Regions from separate parts of the Homo sapiens genome. Here region 1 is linked to region 2. The links are chromatin contacts, found by Hi-C or POLR2A ChIA-PET in ENCODE. All regions are on one chromosome and are shown on one strand. Each heading gives the region's core, a stretch centred on a gene start or an enhancer-like site at or near the end of the contact. The rest is flanking DNA. Distances are from core to core; before and after follow the strand shown.

Region 1 (4,290 bases), core at 1,156-3,655, 3.3 Mb after region 2:
TACCATTTAGGGGAGAGGGCTTCACAGGCATCACCTACCTCATTCACCCTCCAAGCACCTCCGGGAGCAGCACTTCCCACTCATGCTCCCAACAGGACTTGGGAAGGTGAAGCAGCTTGTCCAGGATCTCACAGCAGATAAACACGAGCCTGGGCTGGGGCCCAAGTCAGCTGACTCCAAATCAGGGGCCTCGACCATTAAGCAACAAAAATAATTTATGACGAACTCTGTCCGGGAGGACTTGGAGAAAGGGTTCTTCTCATGCAGACCTCCTTGGGGTGCAAACTCAAAGAGCCCGACAACAGGCTGCAAAGGTTTCATCAACATGCAGTCCTACAAATCCACAATCCCACTTGAGGAACTGCACCCTACCAGCCAGCGTGGGGGCTCGCGCCTGTAATCCCAACACTTTGGGAGGCCGAGGCGGGTGAATCACAAGGTCAGGAGTTCCAGAGCATCCTGGCCAACATAGTGAAACCCCCGTCTCTACTAAAAATACAAAAATTAGCCGGGCACGGTGGCACGCATCTGTAGTCCCAGCTACTTGGAGGCTGATGCGGGAGAATCACTTGAACCTGGGAGACGGAGGTTGCAGTGAGCCAAGACCGCGCCACTGCACTCCACAGCCTGGGTGACAGAGTGAGACTCCGTCTCAAAAAAAAAAAAGAAGGAAGTGCATCCCACCGAGACAATCTCAGAAGTTCCCAAGGATACATGTCAATCTCCTAAATTTCTATAAAATGCACAAAGCAGTCTTCAAAGCACTGTTTATGCATGGAAAAAATGCAGACTTCAAAGCTTATCAGTGAGGGACGAGTCTGTGCTACATGCAGGGAGTGAAATACTATGTAGCATTGTTTACACTACACTGTCTCTAAGAGAATATATATTGCATTATATCCTTTAGGGAAGAAGGTACACACGACTCAGAGGTTTTTTAAAATGTTAAGAGTGGTTTATTTTTGACTGCTGGGGTCTCTGATGGTATTTACTTTGTTCCTTTTGCTGTTCTGCATCGCTTGGATGTTTTCTAACCTGTCCTTTTTACCTAAATATGAGCTGCTTGAACATCAAAGAGCTGTCAACCTTTAAACAGAGAGAGCCTTGAACTCCAGATTAAATAAACATCTCCTCCTGTGATCTGTTACATCCAATATTGCTGAAGGCAAAAGTCCAGCCCGCACCGCTGTGATCCATCCGTCTCTCTACGCCCCCACCATCAGGAGCCCCCGACACTGGGCTTCCCCTACTCCCGTAATTTTTTTTGTTGCTGTTGTTTGAGACCAAGTCGCACTCTGTCGCCTAGGGTGGAGTGCAATGGCCCAGATGTTGGCTCAGTGCAACCTCCGCCTCCCGGGTTCAAGCCATTCTTCTGCCTCACCCTCCCGAGTAGCTGGGATTACAGGCGCCCGCTACCACGCCCGGCTAATTTTTGTATTTTTGTAAGTAGAGACGGGGTTTTACCATCTTCACCAGGCTGGTCTCGAACTCCTGACCTCAGGTGACCCGCCCGCCTCGGCCTCCCTAAGTGCTGAGATTACAGGCGTGAAACCGCGCCCGGCCTGCTCCCATTTCTTCAAGTTCACCTCGTCTCTGGTCAGGGCCAGCGGGGCACCCTCGGCTCGCCTTCAAGACAGGGGCAGAGGAGGCGGCCCCCAGGCGTCAGCTTAGGCCCCGCGCAGACCTCGAGGGATCCCAGCCCCAGCTCCCGGCACGGCCTCGGCCCCGTGGTGTCCCGTGCCCCGCGTCAGGGCCTCTTCGATGCCTCCCTGACGCCCTCAACCCCTCCCTACCCCGTCTGCCTCTCTTGGACCCCTCGGACCCTCCCTAACCGCCTCAAATACCTCCCTGGCCCCCTCAACGTGGTGTCACCGCGGCCGCTCCCCACCCACACCCAAAACACCACATCGCCGGGCCCCGCGCCCAACTGGTGGCCCCCGGCCGGGGCCACCGCCCCCGCCACTCCCAGCTCCGAGGCCTCCACCTGGCAGGGACCCCCCGCCCCTCCCGGCCCCGCCACCCCCGCGCGCTCACCCTCACGGCAACGCCTCCTCCAGATGGTGTCGGTGTGGAGGATGCGCCGGAACTTCGTGCAGACCTGGGCCAAGCTGGGTAGGTCCGTGCCCGGCAGCGACGCGAAGATCTCCACCAGCAGCTCGGGCGGCAGCTCCAGCAGCGAGCAGCGCGGGGGCGGCGGCGAGGGGCCCGCGCACAAGCCGCCCCCGACCCCGGCGCTAGCCTCGATGCGCTCCTCCTCGGGGTCTGTGTCCGGCTCGCTGTCGGCCGCCGCCGTCTCGGCCGGGCCCCGGCGCTGCTGGCGGCGCCGACATCCGCGCGACGGGCCCACGCCGCAAAGGCGAGCACACACCGCCATGCCGCCCAGTGACGGCCACTGCTGCCGCCTGTGCGCACGCTCCAGCGCGGCCCCGCCCCGCCAGCGCCGAGCCACGCCCCCGCCGCAGAGCTCGCCACGCCCCCTGGAGAGCCTAGCCCCGCCCCTACGTAGAGCTCCGCCCCGGCCGCGCCACCCCCTCCCCGCGGGGCGGCGACCTCAGAGACCCCGCACTGCTGCCCTCCCCTCCAGCGTGAGGGCGCCGCCCGTGACGGGCATGAGAAAAGAAAGTGGTGATGCCGAGTGCAAAACGTTAGACTGCCCCGTGTGAGGCTCGAACTCACGACCTTCAGATTATGAGACTGACGCGCTGCCTACTGCGCTAACGAGGCTGCTCGGCGACCACTTCGCGCCGCGGCTTTTGTGGAGATAGGGGTCGCCCCTCGCGCCCGTGCGTCCCGCTTCCGGCGCCCGAAACTGTGCCGCGCCGGCCGGTGAGTAGAAAGATGCGCCTTACAGCCTCCAAATACAGAGGCAGCAGCCAGAACCCCAAAGGGCGCCTAGAAGCCCTTTTGTCCATTGAAACAACGCGCGTTCCATCGTCTCCGCCTTATGGTAACCAAAAGGCCCGAGCTGCGGAGCTCTGCAGGGACCTTCGGGGATCCCGAGCTCCCTGCGGAAGCCCCGGGGAGGGCTTGGAGGGGCGGCGGCCGGCGCGGCCCAAGAGATCCGGGGATGCGCGCCCGGTCTGGAAAGGGAGGCCCTGCCATGCGGCGCCGCCCAAAGGGCGCCTGTTCCTGCAGCTGCTGGGAGCCGCGCACGCCTGCTCCAGCTGGGCTCCGCCGAGGCCGCTGAGCGGGGTCGTCTCCCAGGTCCGCGGGTGGTGACCGCGAAGGCGTCCTCTCACCTGAGCAGCCGCGCACGTCGCCGTGGGCTCGCCTCGGACCCCATCTCTTGGAGGCCCAGGCGGGAGTATCAATCGAGGCCAGGAGCTCGAGACCGGCCTGGGCAATACAGCGAGACCCTGTCTACAAAACAAAATTTTAGAAAGAGAAGCTGAGACGGGAGGATCGCTTGATCCCAGGAGGCCGAGGCTGTAGTGACCCGTGATGGTGCCACTGCACTTCAGCCTGGGCAACACAGCGTGACCCTGTCTCCAAAACAAACAAAAAACAAAAATAGCCACAAATGGCTGGGCGCGGTGGCTCACGTCTGTAATCCCAGCACTTTGGGAGGCGGAGAAGGGTGCATCACCTGAGGTCAGGAGTTTGAGACCCGCCTGACCAACATGGTGAAACCCTGTCTCTTCAAACAAACAAACAAACAAACCACACAGGCCAGGCGCAGTGGCTCACGCCTGTAATTCTAGCACTTTGGGAGGCCGAGGCGGGTAGATCGGTTAAGCCCAGGAGTCGGAGACCAGCCTACCCACATAGTGAGACGCCCCCATCTCTACAAATAATTTAAAAAATTAGGCCGGGCGCGGTGGCTCACGCCTGTAATCCCAGCACTTTGGGAGGCCGAGGCGGGCAGATCATGAGGTCAGGAGATTGAGACCATCCTGGCTAACACGGTGAAACCCCGTCTCTACTAAAAATACAAAAAATTAGCCAGGTGTGGTGGCAGGTGCCTGTAGTCCCAGCTACTCGGGAGGCTGAGGCAGGAGAATGGTGTGAACCCGGGAGGCAGAGCTTGCAGTGAGCCAAGATCGTGCCACTGCACTCCAGCCTGGGCGACAGAGCAAGACTCTGTCTCAAAAAAAAAAAAAAATGGTTTCAACTAATAACATCCTGCTATCTACCAGGGAGATCAGCCATTAAACAAGTAACCACATAGATAAATACATAAATTATAAATTGTAATGCTCTAACAATAAGTAAAACTAACAAGATCTTATAGCAGAGACCAGACTTTGGATGATCAAAGGTTCTTTGAGGAAATGACATTTATAAATCAAA
Region 2 (4,116 bases), core at 585-3,084:
CAGTAGAGACGGGATTTCACCACGTTGGCCAGGCTGGTCTTGAACACCTGACCTTGTGATCCGCCCGCCTCGGCCTCCCAAATTGTGGGATTACAGGCGTGAGCCACCGCGCCCGGCCCAGCCTTCCTAGTTCTTGTTAACCTCCTGACTAGAAGAGCTCCCACTTCTTCCCTAGGTGCTTCAAAGGTTCCGCAAGCTCTGCATTGGAATTTTCCCTTTTTATATAGAAAGGACCAACTCTTGATTATACGGGGTGCCTGGGGAGTGCAGTCGTTTGACACGTGTCTGGGTCAGGTCCCAGCTCCCATTCTCAATCAACAGTTTTGCTGTCATCCGCATCACACATTAGAGCATAAAATAAACTTTTATTTGTCAAAAGTGTTCTGCATAAATGCTTAAACAAAATGTGGTATAGCCATACAACTGAATATTATTTGGTCATAAAAGGAATGAAATCCTGATTCATGCTACAACATGGATGAACTGTGAAAACATGCTAAGTGAAAGAAGCCTGACACAAAAGGCCGCATATCATATGTTTCCATCTGAATATACGAAATAGTCATTAAAGGCAAATCTAGAAAGACAAAGTAGATGAAAGGTTGCCTGTGGCGGGGCCTGGAAATGGGCATTGACTACAACTGGGCATCAGAGGTCTTGGGGTAACGGAAATGTTCTAAAAGTGGATTTGGTAGTGGCTGTGCTGCTGTAAATTTACTAAAAACCACTGAATAGTACACTTAAAACAGGTGGATTTTATGGTATGTAAATTCTACTTCAATGAAGCTCTTACATTAAAAAATAAGTATAAATAATAAAAGCGGATTCTCCAGATTGAAAAAAAAAAAAATGAGAGGAATTACTTCTCTTCTGCAAGCCCTCCTTTTCGTAGACATACAATTGGAGACCTTGACGTTAGGAGGGCTTACCTACACAGTTCAGACTAAAGGATGAGTCTCCAGAATTCAACGCAGGTCGTATTCCACTCCACGTAATTTCGAAGTGTCAATCAGAATCTAATAACTTAATTTGTGTAGACAAATAGGCCAAGATTCTCAGGGGCTCAACCCAATATGAAAGGTAAACATCTTAATAAAAATACTGACGATCCACAACGGTCTTAGGTAGCGCAACCATGCCAAGGCGAGGCAAGATTTTTAAGAAGCTACAGGTTTAAAAGGCAATCTGGTTCTGAGAGTTCGCCGAACAGAATCCCCGCATTTCCAAAAACCAGCAGCGCAATATGCACAGACCGAGATAAGGCAAAGAATCGACGTCTTTTAAACCTGACGCCAGCACTGCCCCGGAAGCGCACCTAGAATTGAGTCTGTCTGGAGGCTCCGGGCCAGAGCAGGGCGTATTGTTTCACTCGGTGAATGCTCATTTCACGTAAAGAAAACCAGGCAACGGAACAAGCTGCCGGAGCGCGCAGACCCCCGCAGGGCCGCGGTACAGGCACGCTGTGTCCAAACAAGCGCCGGAGGCCCCGCGCCCACCTCCCCCGACCCGGCCCGGCCCCCGCAGCCCTCGCCTCGGGGCCTCGGACGCAACCGGCACACCTGAGCGAGCGGGCCGCCGCCGCTAGGCGGAGCGGGTCGGGGAGGCCGCGCGCGGGCGGCTGACGTACCTGCGCCGCCGGGAGCTCAGGGCCGGCGGGCCCGGGATAACGGCGCCTCCGCGGCGAACACGCCTGGGCACTCCATTCGGGGCTGTTTACTCCCAACTCTCGCGAGACTGGGCGACCGGGCCAGCGAGGCCCACAGCTGGGAGCCTCAGCTCCGCCGACCCAGCGTGCCCTGTCTGTCCCGCGCTCCCGGGGCTTGCGTGCGCGCTCTGGACGCCGTGGGCAGCGGGACCACGCCGGGAGGATGGACGAAGGTCTCGCGACATTTGCGGCGGCGGGGGCCGGTGGCAGGGTGGAAGCGGAGGGGCGTGGCCAGCGAGCTGCCAGGCGGCGAGAACGCGCTGGGGGAACCCTTGGTCCGCTCTGCGCGTCGCTCTAGGATCCCCGAAAAGGAGCACGGGCGCGAAAGCGGCCAGGCTGGGCCAGGATCTAGAAAGACTGCCTGGCGCAGGCTCCCTGCCCCCGCGGGCCTGCTGTCATGGACTCGTGGAGAGCTCGCTTCCCGCGCGGACCCTTCCTGCAGGGGTCCACGTCCAGGCACCGGCGGCTCGGACACCCCACCCCCGGCCGGGCACCTGCCCTGGGTGCCCCTTAACCCGGGCGGTAGCTCGTTAAGATGGCGAAGTGTCCGGTCCGGAACACGCGAAACCCCAAATCCCGCCTGCCCGACCTCCTGACCCCCGGCCCCACGGGACGACAGACTGGGCCTCCCGACGCGCAGCGCGCTGCCGGGACACCGGTGCGTGCGAAACGGAGGACCTTTGTAACGCCACGTGTTTGCTCTTTTTGAAAAAACAAGAATAAATGTGTTAAACTGTCTGAAAAGCTTGCCGCCTAAAAGATGTCTGGGTGACTTAGATGCTAGGATCAGTTTGTTTTCAATGTAAATGGACCAGCCCGGACTCCGTACGGCACTAGCAGGGGACTGAAAGCGTCTTCAGGTACTGCTGGTGGGCGGTGATGCGCTACAGGCCGATCAGACAGTTTTGTGTCTTTTGGAACTTGACACTGCACCACGGTAATGCTGAACTGCACCAATATTACAGATCACAGCGCATCATCTTCCTTCAACATGATTTAACACAGTTGACTTAATATGGTGGATAAATGTAGAATCACAAATTACCATACCCCACCTCAGGCTTCTACTTCGTAATTTTGAGCAGGTTGTTTAACCTCTTTGTACCTCAGCTTCTTCATTACAAAAATAGGGGTACTAGCCAGGCGGGGTGGCTCGCGCCTGTAATCCCAGCACTTGGGGAGGCCGAGGCAGCCGGATCACTTGAGGTCAGAAGTTTCAGACCAGCCTGGTCAACATGGGTGAAACGCCGGCTCTACCAAAAATATAAAAACTTAGCTGAGTGTGGTAGCGCATGACTGTAATCCCAGCAACTCAGGAGGCTGAGGCAGAGAATCGCTTGAACCTGGGAGGCGGAGGTTGCAGTGAGCTGAGATCGTACCACTGCACTCCAGCTTGGGCGACAGAGCGAGACTCTGCCTTAAAAATAAATAAATAATTTTTTTAAAAAATAGGGGTACTAATATCTACCTTAAAGGATGAGGGTTAAATTAAGTACACACATAAGCCCTAGCGCAGTGGCTTATGCCTGTAATCTCAACACTTTGGGAGTCTGTGGCGGGAGGATCACTTGAGCCCAGGAGTTTGAGACTAGTCTGGGCAACAGAGACATGTCTCTATAGTTGTGTTTGGTTTTGTTTTTACCAGGTGTGGTGGTGTGCACCTGCAGTCCCAGCTACTAGGGAGGCTGAGGTGGGAGGACTGCCTGAGCCCAGGAGGTCGAGGCTGCAGTGAGCCATGATTGTGCCACTGCACTCCAGCCTGGGCAACACAGCAAGACCTTGTCTCAAAAACAAACAAAAAGCATACTCATAAAGTGCTCGGCTCCTATATGATTCAATATGTGGTGGTGGATTCTTGAATCCTTTCCTGACTCAGATCTCATACGATTTTCTGAACTTTTGGAGAATCCTTGCCTCTCTGCATTTGCAAACCGTCAAAGGCACTCCCTTCTGCCACCACACAAAGCATTTGATTTTAAACTTGACTATGTCCTTCTGTTCCAACTTTAGGTAAATTAATCTTGGTCAGGGTTCTCTGAACAGCCCTTTAGTCACTATGCCATTGAATACATGGCCCTACAGCTGGAAACTGGGGTAGAACAGTGATTGCAGGCATCCATCATGTGACAGCGAGGCCCCAAAGAAGGGGAGAGAATGCCACCACCACCAGTTTCAGAGAATGCCTATACACTGAGGGGACTGGTGTGTGGGAGAGAAGTTACTTGGAGAGCTACCAAGACAGCCTGAGCTACAGGATCCTGGTCTACCACTGGTGGATTCCCACCACTCTGGTTCTAAAATAACTTCCTAAACTTGTGCTTCACATACAGAATAAAGCATCTGTAATTCCATGGGAAGGTAAATCTTTATTCAAATGAAATGTTATTTTAAAGAGTAATAGCTGATGGCAC

Evidence for each region. A loop is a pair of places that touch in the nucleus more often than their neighbours do. ChIA-PET counts read pairs that join two places held with the same protein, here RNA polymerase II (POLR2A). Pooled maps may share reads with other maps.
Region 1: a loop to region 2 is called in a map of naive thymus-derived CD4-positive, alpha-beta T cell, with 16 times the contacts of the local background. The contact joins the promoter of FBXO31 here to the promoter of MBTPS1 in region 2. A Hi-C loop is called at or near these places in 1 of 168 maps with a recorded cell type or tissue (naive thymus-derived CD4-positive, alpha-beta T cell), 1 of 37 single-sample maps with no recorded cell type and 10 of 50 pooled maps. POLR2A ChIA-PET finds 5 or more read pairs at or near these places in 1 of 52 experiments (activated B cell).

The regions. Positions count from the first base shown.
Region 1 is chr16:87,381,371-87,385,660 of GRCh38, forward strand. FBXO31 (F-box protein 31) reads right to left here and starts at 2,406. Exons shown (of 9, transcript NM_024735.5): 1 at 2,035-2,406. The coding sequence starts at 2,374. TRM-CAT6-1 (tRNA-Met (anticodon CAT) 6-1) reads right to left here and starts at 2,724; the gene lies at 2,652-2,724. It overlaps LOC124903747 (a long non-coding RNA gene), which reads left to right and starts at 2,563. Exons shown (of 2, transcript XR_007065168.1): 1 at 2,563-2,826. RefSeq lists silencers at 1,762-2,001, 2,142-2,801 and enhancers at 2,209-2,862, 2,863-3,514.
Region 2 is chr16:84,115,108-84,119,223 of GRCh38, forward strand. MBTPS1 (membrane bound transcription factor peptidase, site 1) reads right to left here and starts at 1,835. Exons shown (of 23, transcript NM_003791.4): 1 at 1,628-1,835. MBTPS1-DT (MBTPS1 divergent transcript) reads left to right here and starts at 1,936. Exons shown (of 1, transcript NR_186375.1): 1 at 1,936-4,056. It also overlaps the pseudogene LOC648774. RefSeq lists silencers at 1,326-1,755, 2,156-2,255 and an enhancer at 2,406-2,565.